Linked DNA regions of Homo sapiens: region 2 is linked to region 1. The links are chromatin contacts, found by Hi-C or POLR2A ChIA-PET in ENCODE. All regions are on one chromosome and are shown on one strand. Each heading gives the region's core, a stretch centred on a gene start or an enhancer-like site at or near the end of the contact. The rest is flanking DNA. Distances are from core to core; before and after follow the strand shown.

Region 1 (4,396 bases), core at 793-3,292:
ATGGAAAGCAAAGATTGGGTCCTGGGATCACCCTGTGTTCTCTCCCATCTCATCCTGTCTGGTCCCAGTTGTGCCTGTAGGCTCAGCAGCCACTAGAGTCCAGGTCAAGTCAGACTGCACTCTGATGAGCGCTCCCAAAGAGTTCCATCTAGGGCATACTGGGCACCAGGAGGCAAAAAGTTCGGCCCTACCACCCCCAAAGGGAGCTAGGTACCCCCATGATCCTTATCCCTAATCTCTATCATTTCCCCAGTTCTCATGTCTGGAAGGGACACAGCACAGCCGGAGGATGGACCTACCCTTCCTGGTTTTCCATTTGCCCTAACTTCTGAGCTGAACATCACCAGAGAGGGGTCTGGATATAACTGTACTGTTGCTATCCCTGGAGGATGGGCTCTGGCTCTCCATGGAAGGGGTTTCTGTTTGCACAGCCATGGCCCACCTGCACACAGGAGGCCAACACTGCCGGCTTTGGAGAAGCTGCAGAAGGTAACTGGTTGAATCGGTCCTGAATAAGTGAACAGTCAATCTTCAACCATGGACGGCCAGAGACTGGACTCACCCACAGCTGGGGACTGGGGGCACCAAGGTGGGGCTTCCTGACTGCACCCCATGAGATCCTGGCCCCTGGGACCCTACTCTTGCTTTCTCTCCACCAGGAAAAAAAGGCTAGAAGCACTGACCCCAGAGGAACAGGAGATTTTGCAGTTCCTGCTAGATACCTTGGCTATACTTAAAAGCAGCGAGGACCTCACCATTAGTGCTGAGGCCCTGGGAAGCTAAGAGGCACCAGATGAGGCCTATGGCACTGCTGGGTGGACTAGGCACTTGTCTTTAGGAGTGCCTGGACCCCTCTGTATAAGCAGGGAAAATACAGAGCAACCAGAGGATCCTGGTTGGAAAAAGGGCAGGAAAAAGGGCTAGTACCCAGTCCCTAAATGAAGCATCCCGCCACCCTCCTGTGATTGCCAATAGGCTTCCACCTGACCCCAACTACCAAATAAGGCACCACTGCAAGGGTCAGAGTCCAAGAGTTGTGGCAATATTTCTGCCTCCTGGCTCAGGCTCTGACCCTAGTGCAAATGCCCCCACTACCTCATCCATGAAACCAGGGCTCCCAGGATGGTTCCCAACCTGGACTTGCAAACCTCTGACTAATGGGACCTTTGGTCAGAGCTGTGGAGACCACTCTGACCTCTCACTGAAGTCACAGACCCCTAGGGTTGATTTTGACCTGTGTCCTATAACCACCACCCCGTACTAGCCCAAGAGCATGGATAAAAAGACTGAGGTCCCAGACTCCTAGGCAAAAGGAAAGGGGTTCTGGGCAGTGTTAAGACTGGAAGCAGGACTTCCTTCCATTGAGGGGCTGAGGCTGGGCCAGTGACTATACCTGCCCCCACCTGCCTGAGCAAGTATACTCAGGCCCACAGTGGTATACTGGAGCCCCCAGACTCCATGTGCGCTTGGGCTTGCGTGCACCACTTGTGATCACGTGCACACCAGCCTTTCATGCCATGTGCCACAGGCCCTATTCTCAGGAAGAGAGGAAGGCCTGCTGTCCTCGGAGAAGATACCCTTACTGCAAAACAAAGGAGATCACCTGAGACTCCCTGTCAGGAGGCACTCCTCTTTCACCCTCTGGTCAGGTGTCTGGGACTGAAGTGGGCATTGTCAGTGGCTAAAGATAGATCAGAGGGTGGAAGATGGCCTGAACCTTGTCAGGAGCCCCTCCCAGATGTCAATGCACCACTAGCTCCCCTCAGAAAAGGTGTCAGATGACCCCTAATCCAGTCTTGGCCGGGCTCTAGTGAGTCCTTGCCTGGGGCCGCGTCAGAGGGCACCTCTGTTCTTCAGACTTCTGCACAGGGCCGAACGGGTTTGGAGCAGTCACCGCGGCCACCACCTCCAGGCAGTCCTCCTTGGTACCCAATCTGCTCCGCCCCCAGACTTTGTGGGGAAATGGGGTCTCAGGGGTCAAGGGTCGGTAGGGCGGGCTGGGTCCCGGAAGCGGAAGCGCAGTGCACTTCCGGCGCGCAGCGGGCGGCCATGTTGGAGCAGCGGAGGCGGCGCAGAGGCGCGTCTTGGGTCCCCGCGGCGGCGCCGGTAGGTTGGAGCCGCGGGCCTAGCCGCGCCGCGGAGGGGCGGCCCGCGAGGCGGCAGGGCGGACGGGCAAGCGGCCAACTCTTCCCGGACCCGCGTCCTCCGCCGGCCTGGCCGAGACCCCCCACCCCACCCCCACCCCGCGCCCAGCGACCCCACCCTGGGGCTGTGCGGTCCCGGTAGGGCTAGCACCGTTCACCCTGTACATTTCGCTGCCTCAGTGACCCCCGCCTCACGGCTTGGGCCCTAAGGACGTGCATTCCCAGCCTGAGGGCCCCGATCTGCCCCCTCCCCCGGTCTGCCTGTGTGGCGCCTCTCTCACGCCCTATCTTCCGTCAACTTCTCCTGCCTTCCCCGGGGGCACGTGTGAAGGGAAGTCGGAGGCCGGGCAGGAGCCTCTGTTTCCGAAGCTTCTCGAAAGCCCAGAAAACCCCTCCCAAGAGCCCAGCCTAACCTGGGTGGAAGAGCCCCCAGGTCACCCCAAATATTTGCGCTGGGGCGCGTGTGAGGGTGGGAAATAGGTCCCTCTCTCTTCTACAGTTCACAGCTCTGGGAACTACATCCCTTCAAAAAACATTAATAAAGAACTAAAGTCATGTGCAAGGATTGTGCTTGGAGAACGGTCTCTGGGGAGGGGAAGTGCCCAAGACACCTGAGGATCCAAGAATGTTTCCAAACAAAGAGCCCTAGGGCATTTCCTCCAGGGTATTCTGAAGACTTCATCTGCTGCATTAGAGCGGTGGGAAGAAACTACACAGACGGGCCTCATGGCCCGAGGGACCTGCCTGATCCTGGCTGATCTTTTAATGCTCTGGTGCAGCTGGGGAGCTGCCTCTTGCTTCTGGGAACCCTCAGTGTTGGGTTGGGTATTAGATGTTAGTTATGATTGATGTCCACAGCTTCTTTAAAGAAGTCTGGGAGTAGTTAGGTGTTCTCAGTCACCTCCATCTGGGCTGTACTGAGGTCTGTGGCCCTCCAAGTCTTAGGTAGGACAGTGCATACCGCTAATGTCCCCTTGACTCACCATCCTACTTGCAGCCTTTGGCTCCCATTGTCCTTAAACTTTGGGATCTTGGTCTGGCTTCCTGGTCCCTGGTCTGCCTGGTTGCCTAGAGAGATGTCATTGGCACCTGCTACTCATCAGCTTTTTAGTTTCTGTTGAAGAAAAGTCCGACTCTTGATTAGGTCTCCATGCCTCTGGAGCTAGAAAATGGGTTGCTGAGTACCCTGTCTAGAGACTGAAAACAGAACTTCTGGTGGGCAGGGAGATTCCCCCACCCCACTCCAGCTCCACACATGAACAGCAGCAGCTGGAGAAACAGATGGGCATGGACAGTGGGTGTAAGTCTGGGCCCTTTGGCTAACATTCAGGGTTCTTTGTTGCTCTATCCTCGCCTGTTTTTTCACCTAGATCCCAGATCCCACACCAAGTATGCCTTAACCCTTTCTCACTTTGGAGCCATTGCATTAGCTATTCCCCTTTTTGTTCCATTTCCATCTAATCATTTTTCATTCATCACTCATATCCTAGCTAGGTGTTGTCTCTCCCAGGAATCCTTTCCTGACCCATTGGCAAACTGAGCTGAATGCCAGCATTCACTCCCAAGAATCTTAACAGTGTCTTTTTCTGGCCTTCTAACCTAGGTTCCTTGAGGACAGGGATATTGCCTGTATTCCCAGAGCTGAGTAATTCTAGGTTTCTGGCTTCAGAAAATACAGAGTTGAATTAAAATGTACCAGGCTCAAATCTTTTCAGGGACCCGGCAGCAGGTTGGATGGCTCTGAGGTATTTCTGAGCATGTATCTTGAAGAAACTCCCTGATCCTTAGCCTCTCCTCCCACCCCAGCATGGTAGAGGGTCAGGAGACCAGGGTTTTACACCAGGAAGTGTCTCACTCTGGCCAGATTCCTCAGTGTCATGGAGATTGGGGCACTGATTGACTTGTCTATGTGTTCTGGCCCCTTGTCTTAGTGCCATTCTTATTGACTCTTTTCCTCTTGTCTTGGAGGTGCCAAGCGCTGGTTTGCGGATACCCAGGCAGATCTGCAGTGCCTAATGCCATGAGTGTGGTGGTTCAGCATGTGGAGGAAAAAGCTGTGCACTCCTGGTCGCGCATCTCCACGGCAGGGAAGAAGGCCCTGGAAGAGGCACTGCTTGTCTTTAACCCAATGAGCCAGGATCTCAGTGCCACAGAGGCCCAGCTTGTGGCCTTCCTGCAGGGCCTGCGAGATGATGGCTTCCAACCTACCATCCTGCGCAGTGGTGATGTCTATGGCTATAGTTCATGCACAG
Region 2 (4,396 bases), core at 74-2,573, 160 kb after region 1:
CAAGGCCTGAAACAATGTGGCCTCTGCTCGCTTGTCCAGCTTCCTTTCCTCCCAGACTCCATTCCTGCTCTAACTTCACAAGAATTCCCTCCTTCCCCCAAAATGACAGATTCTTCCAGCCTCAAGGCCTTTGGCATGCTTACCCTCTTGCCAGGAACTCACCCCTTTTCCTAGTTCACTCTTGTGGTTCTTTGAGTTTCTGCTTCGTTGTTCCCCCTCAAGGAGCCTTAGGAGTTTAGCTCGCGGTAGGAACTCCGCGCTCCAAGAACCCCCACACCAGATCAAAACTGGATCATCCCCACCCCATACACACACCCTCTTAGGACTGGTGGCAACTCACTCAAGGCCTGACCGCCAAGGCCCTGCCTCAGGACCCTTATACAACTCAGCAGCACCAACATGGGTCATTAGTGGCTTCATGTAATGACTGTTCGAGACCAGCCTGGACTCTGACACCTCAGGTCCCAGGCCTCGCCTGTCCTTTGCGACCCGGTTCTCCTTGGAGGGACCTCCACACCTGATTTCCTGGACCTCAACCATCTCAGGAGGGGGTCTCAGCCCCTGCTTCCCCGGGCACCGCCCCCTACTCGGAAAGGTCTTATCCGCCGTTTTCCGCGACGCCACCCTCCTCAGAGGATCTTCACCCCCACCTTAGGGGGAAGAGACTCATCCCGCCCTCGAGAGGCCACACCCTTGCCCTCTCCCGGCCCCGCCTTCCCCAAGAGGCCACACCCCCTGAGGGGCCGGGGCCGCCTCCGCCTCCTCCTCCTCCTCCTCCCTCCGCCCCCCCCAGCTCGGCCCCGTCTCCTTCGGAGAGGCCAAGCCCCCGCCCATCTCCTAGAAGGGAGCACACCCCCTCAACCCTCAGCTCCCGGGCCTCCGCCTCCGCCTCCGCGCGGCCGCGTTCCCCTGCACCCTCCCGCGGTTCCACCCGCCCTTTCCACGCGGGCTGAAGTTTATGAAGCGCCGCGGCGGCCACATCAGCTTTGTCTCTCGGGCCCCGCCCTCTTCAGGTTGGCCCTCGTCCCCGCCATCTCCGGGGCTCCCTTCCCACCTCCGATCGGCCTCAACCTGCTGCCCGTCCTTCTCCTCAGGGCACCCCTTTTGTCCCTGTGGCACCGCCCCTGGGAGGCGCTGTTTCTTTCCCCCTTTCCACCAGGCGTGCCTCAAGCCAAGCCTCACCCGCCAACAGCCGGTCCCCCACGCACTCCAGACCCGTCACTGGGAGGAGTATAAGCTCCGAGGTTGCCCGCGGCCAAACGTAGTCCTCGAGAGCGTCCATGTCGATCCTCGAGGTGCTGAGGCAGCCACGGCTAAGAAGGGAGCTGAACTCTCGCGAGAACGAGCCTTCCCAGCGCGCCGCGCTGCCCATCAACAGCGCCCTCAGCTACAGGTAGCAGAGACCAGGGCGCCCGCGGCGGTTGTCCAATGACGACCCTTCGTCCCACGCAATCCAGCTCATCATTGGCGGGGCCCGCGGAGGGGCATCCCGCCCCTCGCCCCCTCACGTGACGCTTGCGGGGCGCTCCCAGCTGCCAGCCCGCTGCACCTATCGCGGACTCTGTTTCGCCGACCCGGAGTTTGTCGGGCCCGGCGGCTCGAACCTTGTGGTTTTTTATTTGACGGGGCAGATGGAGTCAGTACACAATAAATAACATGAATATAGGAACTGCGCCGTATCGCGGCTGGCGGGGTGGGGCAAGACATTGGCCAGACCTTTAGTCTGCAGCAGGACAGAAGGACAGCCGGACCCCTGATCTTGGGCAACTGGCGACCCGCGGCTGGGAACCGGGGCTAACTCTTCCCTCAGAGTTCCACGCGCGCATCGCGGTAGGCCCGGTCCAGAGCCCACTCGGGCTGTGAGTCGGTGCCCCCTTCTCGGGCAAGGCGGGCCATCTCCTGTTGGAACAGCGCTTGCCGCGCTCGGCTGGGGTCCACATTAATCCAGTTGTTGGCAATCCACTTGGTGCCGCGCGTGACCAGGCAGCCCCCGTGCAGCGAGTAGTCGTCTACGTCACCCACCCAACCTAGAAGAGGAGGGTGACGTGAGATCCTAGGCTGGGCTGGCCAGAGCTTGGCCTCATAGGCACCAAGAGCATGACCAAGGTGGGTCCAGCTATGCATTCCTTGTGTAGCAAACACCCAGACCTAAAGCTTCCTTGGAGGCTCCTCATCTCAGCCCACTAATGTATAGTCAACACTACTGGCCCTCTGAAACCAGCTTTCTTGCTGTTGGGCCTGTCCATATCCCTTCCCATCCTGGGTTAGCAAGGGACATGTGTCCCAAGCCCCAGGGAGTAGGAAGGCTGGGGCATCAGGGAATGATAGGGATGGATATAACCCAATAAGCAGTACAGGTCCTGGGGCAGTCTGCTAAAGTCACTAAGGATGGCCTTTGGGAGGCACCAGGAGCAGAAAACTATTTGGAAAGCAGCCAGAAACAGCCCTCCATTGTGGCAGACGGGGGCTGGGTAAAGGGAAGCTGTACTCAGGGCACCCCCCCCAGGCCTGGCCATAGGCCCTCACCTTGCCCATCAGGCAGGTAGTTGTACCAGAAGACTGCTGTGCCCTGTTGGGGCTTGACACGCAGGTTTCCCTTGTCACAGTGCCTCCGTGTGTCACGGAGGTCCACGTCATCCTGAATCAGACTCTGTGGGCAGCAGGGTGGTGGGGTGTTCAACCTGTCCCCACTCTATGGCCAGGCCAGCCAAGGGTGACCAAAGGGAAACCAACCAGATATGCCCAAGGAATAATTTGGGCCCACATCCTTAGACCTGGAGAGGTGTGTACTTCACTTGTCTAAGCCCCTGCCAGCCCACAAGAGTAATAGCCCAGTTGACCCTTACCATTTCATCGTAGGTTCTGTTATCTGCTACAGGGAAAACAGTCTCGCCCCCACCAGTGACGTTGTTCAAATAAAACAGCACTGTCATGTAGCTGTAAGGCAGGGGGGGCACTGAGCAGGTCCCCAGTTGTGGATGCTCCCAGGGGCTTACCTGTGGGCAGGATAAGCTGCCCAGGTTCCTGTTGCCAGGGACCAGGACAGACTAGGATGGGAGACAATAGGGCAGGCCAGTGCCAAAATGTCCCTAGCCCCTCCTTCCCCGAAACCCAGTCTCTTACTGTGAGTTGCAATGGTTTTTTGGCCAAGATCACAGGTGCACTTAGTTAAATGCCATGGCCCTGAGCAAGGGCCTGGCAGGGAAAGGTAGGCTAGCAGAAGCAACAGGGCGCGCTGAAGGGCTCCTTGGGGATGGGAAGGGGCTGGGCCAGAACAGCCACCTGAAGAGGAAAGAACTGGCTTGACAGGGGAGGGAGGCACAGCTTCAGCTTCTCTAAGTGGAATCAAGATCAACACCTGGAGGAATGGGCAGGACAAGCTAGGGGCCCAGCCTTGCCCCTTGCTTCAGAACTCAGGGGGCAAGTTTTGGTGTCTGTGGGTACATCAGTCTGTGTTGACTCCAGTGGTCACGATGACCAGTAGCCACCCCTTTCCAGCCATTGGGTAAACAACTTGTGGGGAGAGGTGAGGGCATCACTAACCGGGATAACCCAGTGATCTCCTGGCCCCATGCCAAGGGGCACGCCCACAGTGCAGGGCTGTGCCTGTGTCATGGGTGTTCCTGGTCTGAGGATTGAAGGCAGCCCCCAGTTGGGAGATACTTGCCGGCAGGAGGTCTCGAAGGGTACAGACTCGTTGGCTACCAGCTTGGTATGGGAGCAGATGGTCTCTGGGTACACAGGCCCACTGTCCACGTGGGCATGGTAGTGGCCCCCCTCACCATATCGAACAACCTGCAGCGGCTCGCTGAGCTCCACGATCTCAGGCGACAGGCGAGTGAGGCGCAGCACCCTGGTGGGCAGCAGGCATTTGGCTGGGCAGCCCCAGGCAAGGTGGTGATCTGAAGGAGCTGGCCAAGGTGGACCCTAGGCCTGCCACAAGCTTTGCCCCTACCCACCTCCCCTGGAAGTCCCTTAAGCCATCTCAGACTGGCCCTGTAAGAGCAGGAGGGGGTTACTCATGATGATCCTTCTCCCTCAGATGCCAAAGACAGAGACACCTGCTATGTGGAAATGTTGACATTTCCACTAAATAAAGGGGGCGGGGAGTCCTGAGGTCCTCCTCCCTGGAAGAAAGTTGTTTATTTAAAAACCCTTTTCCTGCTGTGACGGGGTCAGATAAGGGGTCAAAGATAAGAGGTCATTTATCTAATCAGAAAGAAGTGCTCAATCTCTATCTAACCCCAGTTGCCCATTGTGTGCCTGCAAGGAGGGCTAATTTGCCTTTGTTAATTGCCTGTCTTTCAGTGGGTCCCAATCCTGGTCTAACAAATGGAACTTAATCCCAAATGGGTTAATCCATTCTGTCCTCTTGGCCCCAGACAAGGACTTCTGT

The links. Hi-C counts contacts between places; a loop is a spot of excess contacts on that map. ChIA-PET counts read pairs that join two places held with the same protein, here RNA polymerase II (POLR2A). Pooled maps may share reads with other maps.
Region 2: a pooled map shows a loop between it and region 1 (7-fold over the local background). The contact joins the promoter of WDR6 here to the promoter of CCDC71 in region 1. A Hi-C loop is called at or near these places in 2 of 168 maps with a recorded cell type or tissue (CD14-positive monocyte and naive thymus-derived CD4-positive, alpha-beta T cell), 3 of 37 single-sample maps with no recorded cell type and 8 of 50 pooled maps. POLR2A ChIA-PET finds 5 or more read pairs at or near these places in 7 of 52 experiments (CD4-positive, alpha-beta T cell, H1, HEK293T and 4 more).

What each region holds. Positions count from the first base shown.
Region 1 is chr3:49,163,977-49,168,372 of GRCh38, reverse strand. It overlaps CCDC71 (coiled-coil domain containing 71), which reads left to right and starts at 2,042. Exons shown (of 2, transcript NM_022903.4): 1 at 2,042-2,106; 2 at 4,113-4,396. The coding sequence starts at 4,165. RefSeq lists enhancers at 1,761-1,880, 1,901-1,970 and silencers at 2,121-2,200, 2,221-2,280.
Region 2 is chr3:49,004,318-49,008,713 of GRCh38, reverse strand. WDR6 (WD repeat domain 6) reads right to left here and starts at 1,323. Exons shown (of 6, transcript NM_018031.6): 1 at 1,183-1,323. The coding sequence starts at 1,282. It overlaps P4HTM (prolyl 4-hydroxylase, transmembrane), which reads right to left. Exons shown (of 9, transcript NM_177939.3): 6 at 3,668-3,853; 7 at 2,847-2,937; 8 at 2,527-2,650; 9 at 1,561-2,027. The coding sequence ends at 1,807. RefSeq lists silencers at 649-828, 1,369-1,418 and an enhancer at 1,557-2,545.